Regions from separate parts of the Homo sapiens genome. Here region 2 is linked to region 1. Evidence: read pairs that join two places in POLR2A ChIA-PET (ENCODE). Cell type or tissue: PC-9. All regions are shown on one strand. Each heading gives the region's core, and the rest is flanking DNA. Links, peaks and the distances in the headings are about the cores only. Region 1 has its middle 27 kb from the start of CLDN24. Region 2 has its middle 5.6 kb from the start of CDKN2AIP.

What was found. ChIA-PET counts read pairs that join two places held together with the same protein. Peaks named below come from ENCODE experiments on the same cell type or tissue, not always from the same donor. Only the 100,000 strongest peaks of a DNase experiment are listed, where the experiment ranks them.
Region 2: POLR2A ChIA-PET joins it to region 1 with 16 read pairs; 3 of 35 experiments call an interaction of 5 or more read pairs at or near these places.

The regions. Positions count from the first base shown.
Region 1 is chr4:183,346,245-183,351,622 of GRCh38, reverse strand. No RefSeq gene overlaps it. Among named protein-coding and RNA genes, the nearest start is that of CLDN24, 27 kb to the right of the region's middle. RefSeq lists an enhancer at 2,116-3,315. In PC-9, for the core only: no CTCF peak of the experiment used is centred there; no DNase peak of the experiment used is centred there.
Region 2 is chr4:183,436,379-183,441,756 of GRCh38, reverse strand. No RefSeq gene overlaps it. Among named protein-coding and RNA genes, the nearest start is that of CDKN2AIP, 5.6 kb to the left of the region's middle. RefSeq lists an enhancer at 2,561-3,760. In PC-9, for the core only: no CTCF peak of the experiment used is centred there; DNase peaks (open chromatin) are centred at 276 and 2,866; H3K4me3 peaks cover 570 bases; H3K27ac peaks cover 2,100 bases.

The DNA.
Region 1 (5,378 bases), core at 219-5,218:
CCTGTAATCCCAGCTACTCAGGAGGCTGAGGCAGGAGAATTGCTTGAATCCGGGAAGCAGAGGTTGCAGTGAGCTCTTTCAAGCGCAAGTTACAGAGACTTAGCATGAATTACTGTAATAAAAAAAAAACAGGCAATGGCTGGGTGTAGGAGCTGATGCCTGTAATCCCAGCACTTTGGGAGGCTGAGGCGGGAGAATCACTTGAGCTCAGGAGTTTGAGACCCACCCGGGCAACATAGCCCGACCTCGTCTCTACAAAAAGAAAAACAAAGGACATGAATTGACACATAACTGGGCAGGGCCAGACTGGTGCTACCTGTAGAATGGACTAGATCCATGACTGAAACACACCGTCAAGTCTCCCCTCCCTCTTGTCTCTCATACTCTGGCTTGCCTCCTCATCTGCGTTACCTCTCCCCCATCAGGCTGAGGTTGAATGGCCATCTCTGCTCTTTCTGTCTTCTTTGTCGAAACGACAAGCATGCAAAACCCTGCTGAACCGTGCGAGATAAATAGGAAATCCATCCCGGTGGTGATACTGGAAGTGTCACCTCCAAATCCATAGGAATCAGCATGGAGAATTGCTAAGCTTCTTAGGAGAGGGACCCCAGCTCCCTTTGTCTTCTCTCTGAGTCTGCACAGGGCTGTCTTCCCATAAGGACACACTCATGTGCTCCAGCGTGCGCTCATTGTAACTGATTCCATCTGCAATGACCTTATTTCCAAATAAGGTCACCATCCGAGGAAGTGGCATGACGGACTTTAACAGAGCTTTCTGAGGCGACACCGTTCACTCCGGAACAGAGACTGAGATGCAGCTGCCTAAGAAACGCTCTGGGCTGGAATGTAAGTGAAGAAAGTGGCTTGGAGTGCTGCCACTGGGTTAACTAAGGAGAGGGCTGAAATGACCCGTTTCAGGGGACCCATGGGACACAAGCCTGATGGGCACAAGTTCCTGAGGGAAATGGAGAAGAGAAATTGGGAATTGCAAATACAGAAAAGTTGTTTTAGGAGTTGCTGTGAAGAGAGGGAGAAAGATAGGGTAGTGGCTGGAACAAGACGTGGCGCCAAGAGAGGGTGTGTTGTTTCGGGGAGGACCCTTAGCCCATGCTGATGGGTGAGAGCCAGAACAGAGCGGAGAGTGGAGGATGCCTGAGAGAAGGGGGAGGATTGCTGGAGGGGAGAGGATCTGTGCTCAAGGAAGGGGTGGTTTAGAAATGGCAGCCACAGGCTGGGCGCGGTGGCTCACGCCTGTAATCCCAGTACTTTGGGAGGCTGAGACGGGCAGATCATGAGGTCAGGAGTTCAAGACCAGCCTGACCAACGTGGTGAAACCCCCTGTCTACTAAAAATACAAAAATAAAATTAGCCGGGTGTGGTGGTGCGCACCTGTAATCCCAGCTACTCAGGAGGCTGAGACAGGAGAATCCCTTGAACCCGGGAGGCGGAGGTTGCAGTGAACTGAGATCATGCCATTGCACTCCAGCCTGGGTGACAGAGCGAGACTTCGTCTCAAAAAAAAAAAAAAAAAGAAAAGAAAAGAAAAGAAAAGAAAAGAAAAGAAAAGAAAAGAAAAGAAAAGAAAAGAAAAGAAATGCAGTATTCAGGCCTCCTCTGAGCCGTTCAAGTGCATTTAAACTGTTCAGGCTTGTGCTGAGCCGCACAGGCGGGAAATCCTTGGGTGAAATACACTGACTCACTGATGAATATGTGTAGTTTTGTTCCTGGAAATACTTGTTTCTCTGGGTTATTTCACTGTGTTGGGATAATTTTGCATGCTGTTCTATCTGGATCTGCCAGACTTCATCTGGACAACAGATGCATCAGCTACACTAAGGCCCGATCCGAGACTTCTGATGCATAAAGCATGCAACTTCGCGCACGGATGTACTTTCCATTTGAAGTACTGCTAGAGATTTGTGCCCTCAAACACGGGAATTTTGGTAAGTTCTATTTCACACCATTTCCATAAAAAAGAAATATGTTCCATTTACTATGATGTACTATGCATTCTGAAGGATATATGAAACGGGCGAGACCTTCCATCTCGACGAGGTGTTAATGAGAACAGAATCTACTGCTTACAGTTTTATGTATCTGAGGTTGGAAGATTTTCCACAGGCCAGCATCTGGTTCTGCACACTTCAAACCTTGTGTCTGTCACTCTGTAACCAGAAAGGGGTCCCGATCCAGACCCCAAGAGAAGGTTCTTGCACTTCGCACAAGAAAGAATTCTGGGTGCATCCACAGAGTAAAGTGAAAGCAAGTTTATTAAGAAAGTAAAGGAATAAGAATGGCTACTCCACGGACAGGGCAGCGGCTTGGCTGCCCACTGATTACACTTATAGTTATTTCTTGATTATATGCCAGATAAGGGGTTGATTATTCATGAATTTTCTGGGAAAAGGATGGGCTATTCCCGGAATTGAGGGTCCCTCCCCCTTAGACCATATAGGGCAACTTCCTCACGTTGCCACGGCATCTCTAAACTGTCCTGACGCTGGTGGAAATGTGAGTCAGCATGCCAATGCATTATAATCAGCATATAATGGCAGTGAGGACAACCAGAGGTCACTGTTGTCACCATCTTGGTTTGGTGGGTTCTGACCAGCTTCTTTAACACGTGCTGTTTCATCAGCAAGGTCTTTGTGACCTATATCTTGTGCCAACCTCTTATCTCATCTGTGACTAAGAATGCCTAACCTCCTGGGAATGCAGGAGGTCTCAGCCTCATTTTACCCACTGCCTATTCAAGATGGAGTCACTGTGGTTCGATTGCCTCTGACAACACTGCTTTTGGAGTTCTGGGGCCAGCCCCCATGGCCACATTCACCTTGCCATTGTGCCACAGCCAGCGTCGTCAGGCAGGCTGTGATGCCGGGCACATCAGCAAGGTAGGGAGTGGGAGGGTGACCAGCAACCTGATGCATGGGAATAACTGTCAACCACAGAGACGTTGCCCCTAACCTCAATTAAATGTAGCCCCATTCGATTTCTCCTGAGTCAAATCCCCCAAAAGCAGATGCTCCAACGCTGGCCCCCATGAGGGGAAGGAGGGTGAGGGGAAAGACAGGGAGGGAAGAGAGAGTAGCCTTGACTGATTGCAAAGTATCCTACTCGCAAATTTTAAGAAAAACATGACCAATTTGTGACCAAATTACTAGGCCCCTCCCAGGATCTGGAACGGACTCCTGCGGGTGCAGGGCCCTGGAGCGCACTTACATTAGCATCACCAAGTCCGCCTCTGGTGCAAAGAGGTGGTTTCCTGCCATAAGAAAATGGGCGCAGGCGTCCAGCAAGACCGTGGACTCCCATAGGTTTCTGGCCCTCTACCTCCAGACCGACCCCGCAGAGAAGTGTGGATTAGAGGAACTAACAAAAATAGCACGTTCTGTTTTTTCCCATTTCTCAAGGCGCTGTGGAATAATTATTGCTTGTCCCCATCCACCACAGAAATCTGCAGCAGCAGTCCAGGCCATTGGGGCCAGTGTCTGGGACACCGATATTGGGGCAGGACAGGGTCAGGAGAGGAAAGGGACGGAGGTGGAGGAAAGCAGATGGGCTCCACCACTGTGCTGGGTGTTGTACCACTCCTGCACCCTCTTCAGCTCCATGGGGAGACTGTCTCCTCCCTGTCACTTATTTCCAAGAGCCTAAAAGCTAGACAAGAGGAAAGGCGCTGTCTGGTGGAATGGCAGCTGTATTAGGGTCCTCTGGAGAAACAGAACCCCAGGCTCTCTGTGCATAGAGAAGAGGCGATCTACTGTTTGGCTCATGGGTTATGAGAAGGAGGCTGAGAAGTGCCATGATCTGCTCTCTGCCGGCTCAAGATCCAGGAATGCTGGTGATGCAATTCAGTCTGAGGCTGAAGCCCTGAGAACCCCAACCCCTGGGGCCTGGGGGCTGGGGTTGGAGGAAGGGCTCTAATACAAGCCCCAGAGTCCAAAGGCCCTAGAACCGGGAGCTCTGATGTCCAAGGACAGAAGAAGATGGATGTCTCAGTTCAAGGGGAAAGAGAGAGAAAGGGAGAATTCAGCCTTCTTCTGCTTTTGTATTCTATTCGGGCCCTCAGGAGATGGCATGATGCTCATCCACATTGGAGAGGGAGGTCTTCTTTACTCAGTCCACCGAGGCAAATGCCAGTCTCTGCTGGAGACACCCTCACAGACACGCCCAGAAATAATGTTTCACCAGCTGTCTGGGTATCCCTCAGCACAGCCAAGTTGACGTATAAAATTAACCATCACAGCAGCAGACAGGGGTGGTCAGTCAGGAGCTCTACGGTCCCCGTGTCTCCCCGCCCTGTAGCTCATCCCTCCCTGCTCCTTAGCTTCCCAAGAGGCACCTCCACTAGGATCTGGCCTTCAGCCCAAATGGGCACTCCCTGACAGAGTGGCCAGTGCCCCCGGGAAACATGAGCTTAGAGACCAAAGTAACTAGGCACCCTGCGGTACATCATCATAAAAGAAAAGCCAAAAAGTGGAACAACATATACCATCTAAAGCAGAATTATTGGAACAGGCTGACTAGGACTTTAAAATATTTATTATTTAGGGCTGGGCGCAGTGGCTCATGCGTGTAATCCCAGCACTTTGGGATGCCGAGGTGGGCGGATCACAAGGTCAGGAGATCGAGACTATCCTGGCTTACATGGTGAAACCCCGTCTCTACTAAAAATACAAAAAAATTAGCCAGGCGTGGTGGCGGGTGCCTGTAGTCCCAGCTACTCGGGGGGGCTGAGGCAGGAGAAGGGCTTGAACCTGGGAGGCGGAGCTTGCAGTTAGCCGAGATGGTGCCACTGCACTCCAGCCTGGATGACAGAGCAAGGTTCTGTCCCAAAAAAAAAAAAAAAAAAAAAAAGTATGTGTGTATATATATCATTTATTTTAATAGAAAAGGAAGATATTGATCATATAAAACAGGAACAATAAGTCATTATTTATTATTATTTACTTTATTTTATTTTTGAGATGGAGTCTTACTCCATTGCCTAGGCTGGAGTGCAGTGGCGCTACCTCGGCTCACTGCAACCTTTACCTACTGGGTTCAAGTGGTTCTCCTACCTCAGCCTCGGAGTAGCTGGGATTACAGGTGTCCACCATCACACCCAGCTTTAAGCCATTATTTTTAAAGAACTAAGGGCCGGGCGTGGTGGCTCATGCCTGTAATCCCAGCACTTTGGGAGGCTGGGGTGGGGAGGGGATCACAAGGTCAGGAGATCGAGACCATCCTGGCTAACATGGTGAAAACCCATCTCTACTAAAAATACAAAAAATTAGCTGGGCATGGTGGTGGGCACCTGTAGTCCCAGCTACGTGGGAGGCTGAGGCAGGAGAATGGCGTGAACATGGGAGGCAGAGGTTGCAGTGAGCCGAGAT
Region 2 (5,378 bases), core at 100-5,099, 90 kb before region 1:
TCCCAGCAGAGCCCACAGGGAAGAAAGCACAAGACAATGCTAGGATGATAACCAAGCCTCACCCCACCACTGCCCTCACTAGAAATCTACTCAGAGGAGAAAAGGGAGAGAATTCTAATGAATTGAGAAAGATCCACTATCATCCCAAATTGAGTTTCAAACAAGTGACTGAGTTCACAGGATTAAATTTTCTGCTGTAAGTGGAAGCCCATTCACTGAAACTGGTTCTGTAGCATATCTCTCTGAAGACATCCAATAAAAATTCCAGCGGCAAGCTGGCTTTTCTGCAGATGGCTTTCCCATGGAGCAACATGAAGGGATTGCCCCTGTTCCTGGATGTGACTGTGGAAGCAAGAAAGCCTTTGGCAGGAAGGTCTGCATGTGGAGAGGCTTGTGAGGAGCAAATACTCCAGTTATGGCCAAGGTTATGACTTGATGTGAGAAATACTTCATGGTGAGGGGAAATATTTTATGCTAATGATGTGTGAGGACACAAATCTGCCAAATTACAGTGATAAGGTGGGATGTTCTGAAAAAGTAAGAGAATGTTTTAAGAGTGATCCCCTCTGTTAGAAGCTTTGAGAAATCAAGTAGGATGAAGATAGGTAGTAACAGTCTGATTACGGACTGGAGCCACCTGTGAGCTTGGCAAAAGCCGTTTTTACTGCAGTGATGAAGACTCCATATCAGAGTGAGTTCAGGAGTCGGAAATGGAGATATTTGGCTGTAAAGGGGAGAAGATAGAGGAAGCTGGACAGGGTCATGGGGTCAAGGTGGCTTCAATTTCAGATGGGAGTAGCCTGAGCATGTTGCCCACTGCTTGAAGGCAACTCACAGAAAAGGAGAGTTTGAGGATCTGAAGAAAAAGAGGGTAATTAGCAATTTCTGCAGACATAGGTGTGGCTGGGATCCACACACAGGTGGAGAGATTAACCTTAGGTGGGCAGACACTTCCTCTGTTTTAAAAGAAGACGTTTGTAAGTTTGGAGCTGAGACGTTGACATGGAGGCCATCTGATGGTGCAGAGAATGCTCGCAATGGATATTTTAGAGGGCAGAAGAGCAGGCTGCCTAGATGAACATAGTCTTTTTGGCCAATTTAAAATTACAGGCTGGGCGTGGTGGCTCACACCTGTAATCCTAACACTTTGGGAGGCCAAGGTGGGCAGATTACTTGAGCCCAGGGGTTCAAGGCCAGCCTAGTCTACATGGCAAGACCCTGTCTCTACAAAAAATACAAAACATAGTTGGGTGTGTTGGTACATACCTCTAGTTCCAGCTACTCAAGAGGCTAAGGTGGGAGGATCACTTGAGCCCACGAGGTCGAGGTTGCAGTGAGTTGTGATCGCACCGCTGCACTCCAGCCTGGGCGATAAAGGGAGACTGTCTCAAAAATTAAAATAAAATAAAAATATAATGTGTGCACACAAAAATGAAACATCTAAGTAGAAAAAAAGAGGCATAAATGAAAGCAAACAATCTCCCTCACTCAACCTGGTCCCACTCTGTGGACATCAGCATTCATGTCATTTCTATCTTGATTTCTTTGGGTGATTATTTTCATAACTCCAAATTAAATGCTTATACTTCCATTTCTTATTTTTTCAACTTTAAGCAGTACTTATTTCACTCCTGAATGTTGAAGCTGAGAAATCCATATCATTTACACTACCCCTTTTTTCTCCTAATTTTTGTTATCTTTTATTGTTTTCCCGTTGGCTACCTGTCATAAATTCAAATATTATACTTAATCATCATTTTTAAATCTATCAACTTCAGGCAGGTAGCTCTTGATTTCCACATCATGTAAGAAAATTCTGGAGAGACCATATTACAGATATTTAGATATTCCCAAAATATGCGTTCAGGATAAAATCTAATCTCTAGTGATAAATCGACAGCAGATGGATAATTCTGAAGTTTTCCTACTTACCTGCAGGATTTATGCCATTGTTTTTACATTAAGCCTTAACATTAATAAATGTTAATAAATTTGTTTGCTGCTGTGAGGATTAAGTAGATTGCGAAGTTATATCTTTCATGGGGGTGAGTTTCTAAAACCAGCATGTAAATGGAAGTCAGATGTGACTCCACTTTACCTTCTTTTCCTGTAGTGTCGCAATTGACCTCTACGCGGTGGCTCATGCCTGTAATCCCAGCACTTTGGGAGGCTGAGGCGGGTGGATCACCTGAGGTCAGGAGTTCAAGACCAGCCTGGCCAACATGGTGAAACCCCGTCTCTACTAAAAAAATACAAAAATTAGCCGGGAGTGGTGGCGGGCGCCTGTAATCCCAGCTACTTGGGAGGCTGAGGCAGAGAATTGCATGAACCAGGGAGGCGGAGGTTTCAGTGAGCCAAGATCGCACCACTGCACTCCAGCCTGGGTGACAGAGTGAGACTCCATCTCAAAAAAACAAAAACAAAAACGAAAAAACAGAAAGGCCCCTTGGGCATCTACTGATGTGAAGTTAGAGAACTATGGACTTTCTCTACAGGTTCACAGATTTTCGTTTGATTAATTTCGGTTGCTAGTGACAAAAAATTATGATTTAAAATGGCTTGTGCTGAAACAAAAAGGGAATTTATTGGCTGTGTTATTCAGAGTCCCGAGGGGGACTCTCCCCCGACTGTGGGATCCAGGTACTGAAACAATATAGTCAGGAAACCTGTTTCTCTTGTCTCTACAGTCTCAGGCAAGCTCTTCCTACGGAGTGGCAAAATGCTTCCTATTAGCTCACAGCATACGTTCTTCATAGCTCAGCAACTTCAGTAGCAAGAGAGCTTCTCTTTCCTGGTAGTTTCTGCCAGCGTCCTAAGGTTCTGTTGGGAGTTCTTTTGTCCTGTTGAGTCATATATCCCTTACATAAACACTATCCAGGTGTATGAAATGACTGTACAGGTCTGAGTCATGCACTCGCCCTAAGAATGATAAAATATCTGAGTAAGGTCAGTATCATGCAAGGAAAATAACAAACTCAATAAATAAAAGAATTTACACTCAAGGAAATGGAGATAAAACAATATGAATAGAAGGATGGCCAAATACCAGAAAAGATGTTAAAGAAACGATAGTAGTAAGCAGGTTTAAATGACACAAGGCAATTCTAAGAGGCACTGCTGTCAGGATGGCTTCCATTTTAGCCAAAGTGAAAAACCTTTTTATACCAATTTTTACATTTTTATATGCTGTTTCGTAGAGCCTTAAGGAAGACAATTTCATCTTTTTAGTCTTCATGTTCCTCCTCATGCCGACAAGGTGAGATATTATTATATTTTATTTTCCCATCCCTTTGTGAAGCTCTACACCTATCCCTCATCCCAGAATGTGGGGGATTTAAATCTACGAGAGAGATGGAGATCAGAGAAGAGTTGGTATTTGGAGAACTGCAGTTCAACTTCCCATAAACCAATAAACTTGATCCTGATTCTTCAGAATCATGGAAAATTTAAGCTGGAGGAGGACCTTAGAGATTGCATTTATTTCGTAGACAAAGAAACCTAGGTTCAGAGTGGTTAACTTACTGTCCAAGCTGATTATTGTCCAATGATTAACTCACAAGGTGTGGTGACTGAAAGATAAATAAGAACTGAGCTAAGACTTGTTAAATCCAGGCCAGGTACAGTGGCTTACGCCTGTAATCCCAACACTCTGAGAGGCCAAGGCAGGCAGATCAGAGGTCAGGAGTTTGAGACCAGCTTGACCAACATGGTGAAACCCCGTCTTTACTAAAAATACAAAAATTAGCCAGGCATAGTCGTGCGCACCTGTAATCCCAGCTACTCAGGAGGCTGAAGCAGGAGAATTGCTTGAACCCAGGAGGCGGAGATTGCAGTGAGCTGAGATCGCGCCACTGCACTCCAGCCTGGGCAACAGAGTGAGATTGTATCTCAAAAGAAAAAAAAAAAAAGACTTGTTAAATCAAAAAACTAAGATTATGACCACAATAATCCACTTAATTGTTGGGCCCTTTGGGAATTAGGAGCAGGAAGGATAAAAAAAAAATTGTGCTTCTTTGTACCCAGGGCTCCAGTTCATCAATGTGTGATTGCCTTGTAAATGTGAGCAGCCAAGGAAGCAGAAAGGAATGTTCCTGGAGGGATCTAGAAAGCCAGAGGAAAGAACAGCATAGAGCTTAATTTAGTGATCAAAAATATAGACTTGGGAGTCAGACATTCCTGAGTTGGAATTCTGGTTCTGCTAATTACCATCATTGTGTCCATGGGCAAATTATTTCACTTTTCTAAGTCTTCGTTTCCTTACCTGTAAAAGGGGATACCAGCACCTATGAATCATAAGAAATAAACGAGATGATGTCTATAAAGGCACATAGTTTAAATCCAATTAATGAACTTTAGAAACATTTTAGGTTTTATTTGGTAATATTGACAAAGTTTAATAATTGTTTGTTGTTTATGCAGAGAACATTTTTTTTCAAATAAATTCTGAGTATGGTAGGTACAAATCTCTGTCCATAATTTCAAGGTGTGTAAACAAATGTAGCTACAGTATTTTCCTCTGATTAAATTTTTGTTCTTTTCTTTTTTTTTTTTTTTTTTTGAGACAGAGTCTTGCTCTCTCGCTAGCCTGGAGTGCAGTGTCACAATCTCGGCTCACTGCAACCTCTGCCTCCTGGGTTCAAGCAATTCTCCTGCCTCAGCCTCCCTGGTAGCTGGGATTACAAGTGCACACCACCATGCCCGGCTGATTTTTTGTATTTTTAGTAGAGAACAGGGTTTCACCACATTGGCCAGGCTGGTGTCAAACTCCTGAACTCAGGTGATCCACCCACCTCGGCCTCCCAAAGTGCTGGGATTACAGGAGTGAGCCACGGCGCCCGGCCTAAATTTGTTTTCTATTTTAAGGTCCCATCCTACCAAATGGTGGAAACTTAATTTCAGTCACCTGAAGATTTTACTTCCTTCTGTACGAATTTGAGTATCCATTCCAGGGAGCTGACACAGTGCTGAGGCACAAAGGCAGGGTCAGGGACAAGGTGAGGCGCTCCCAGGCATCCCCTGAAATAGCCATCTTCCCACCAGGTTTTGGCCCACAAAGGCCACTGCTGCTTCCTCCTCATCCCTGTAGCAGCGCCTCTTTAGGTCAGGTGACTCTCCCTGCTGTGCTCATGCCCCTCTCAGGCACGGGTGAACATTCCATCGCCTACTGCACTGTGCTGGGGAGCACAGGTTCTCTCTGAGGCCCTCTCAGTCCACTTGCCCACACATGGCACACTGTCATTTCTAGTCTACTCCTCTGTGCCGTGCCAGGGAGAAGGGATGGATGCTCCAGATCTTGCAGCTTCGCTGGCTTCTGCTGGGAATGGGCATGGCCACCTTACTCATGGGTCCCCCAAACCTTTTAAAATTGCCATCATCCT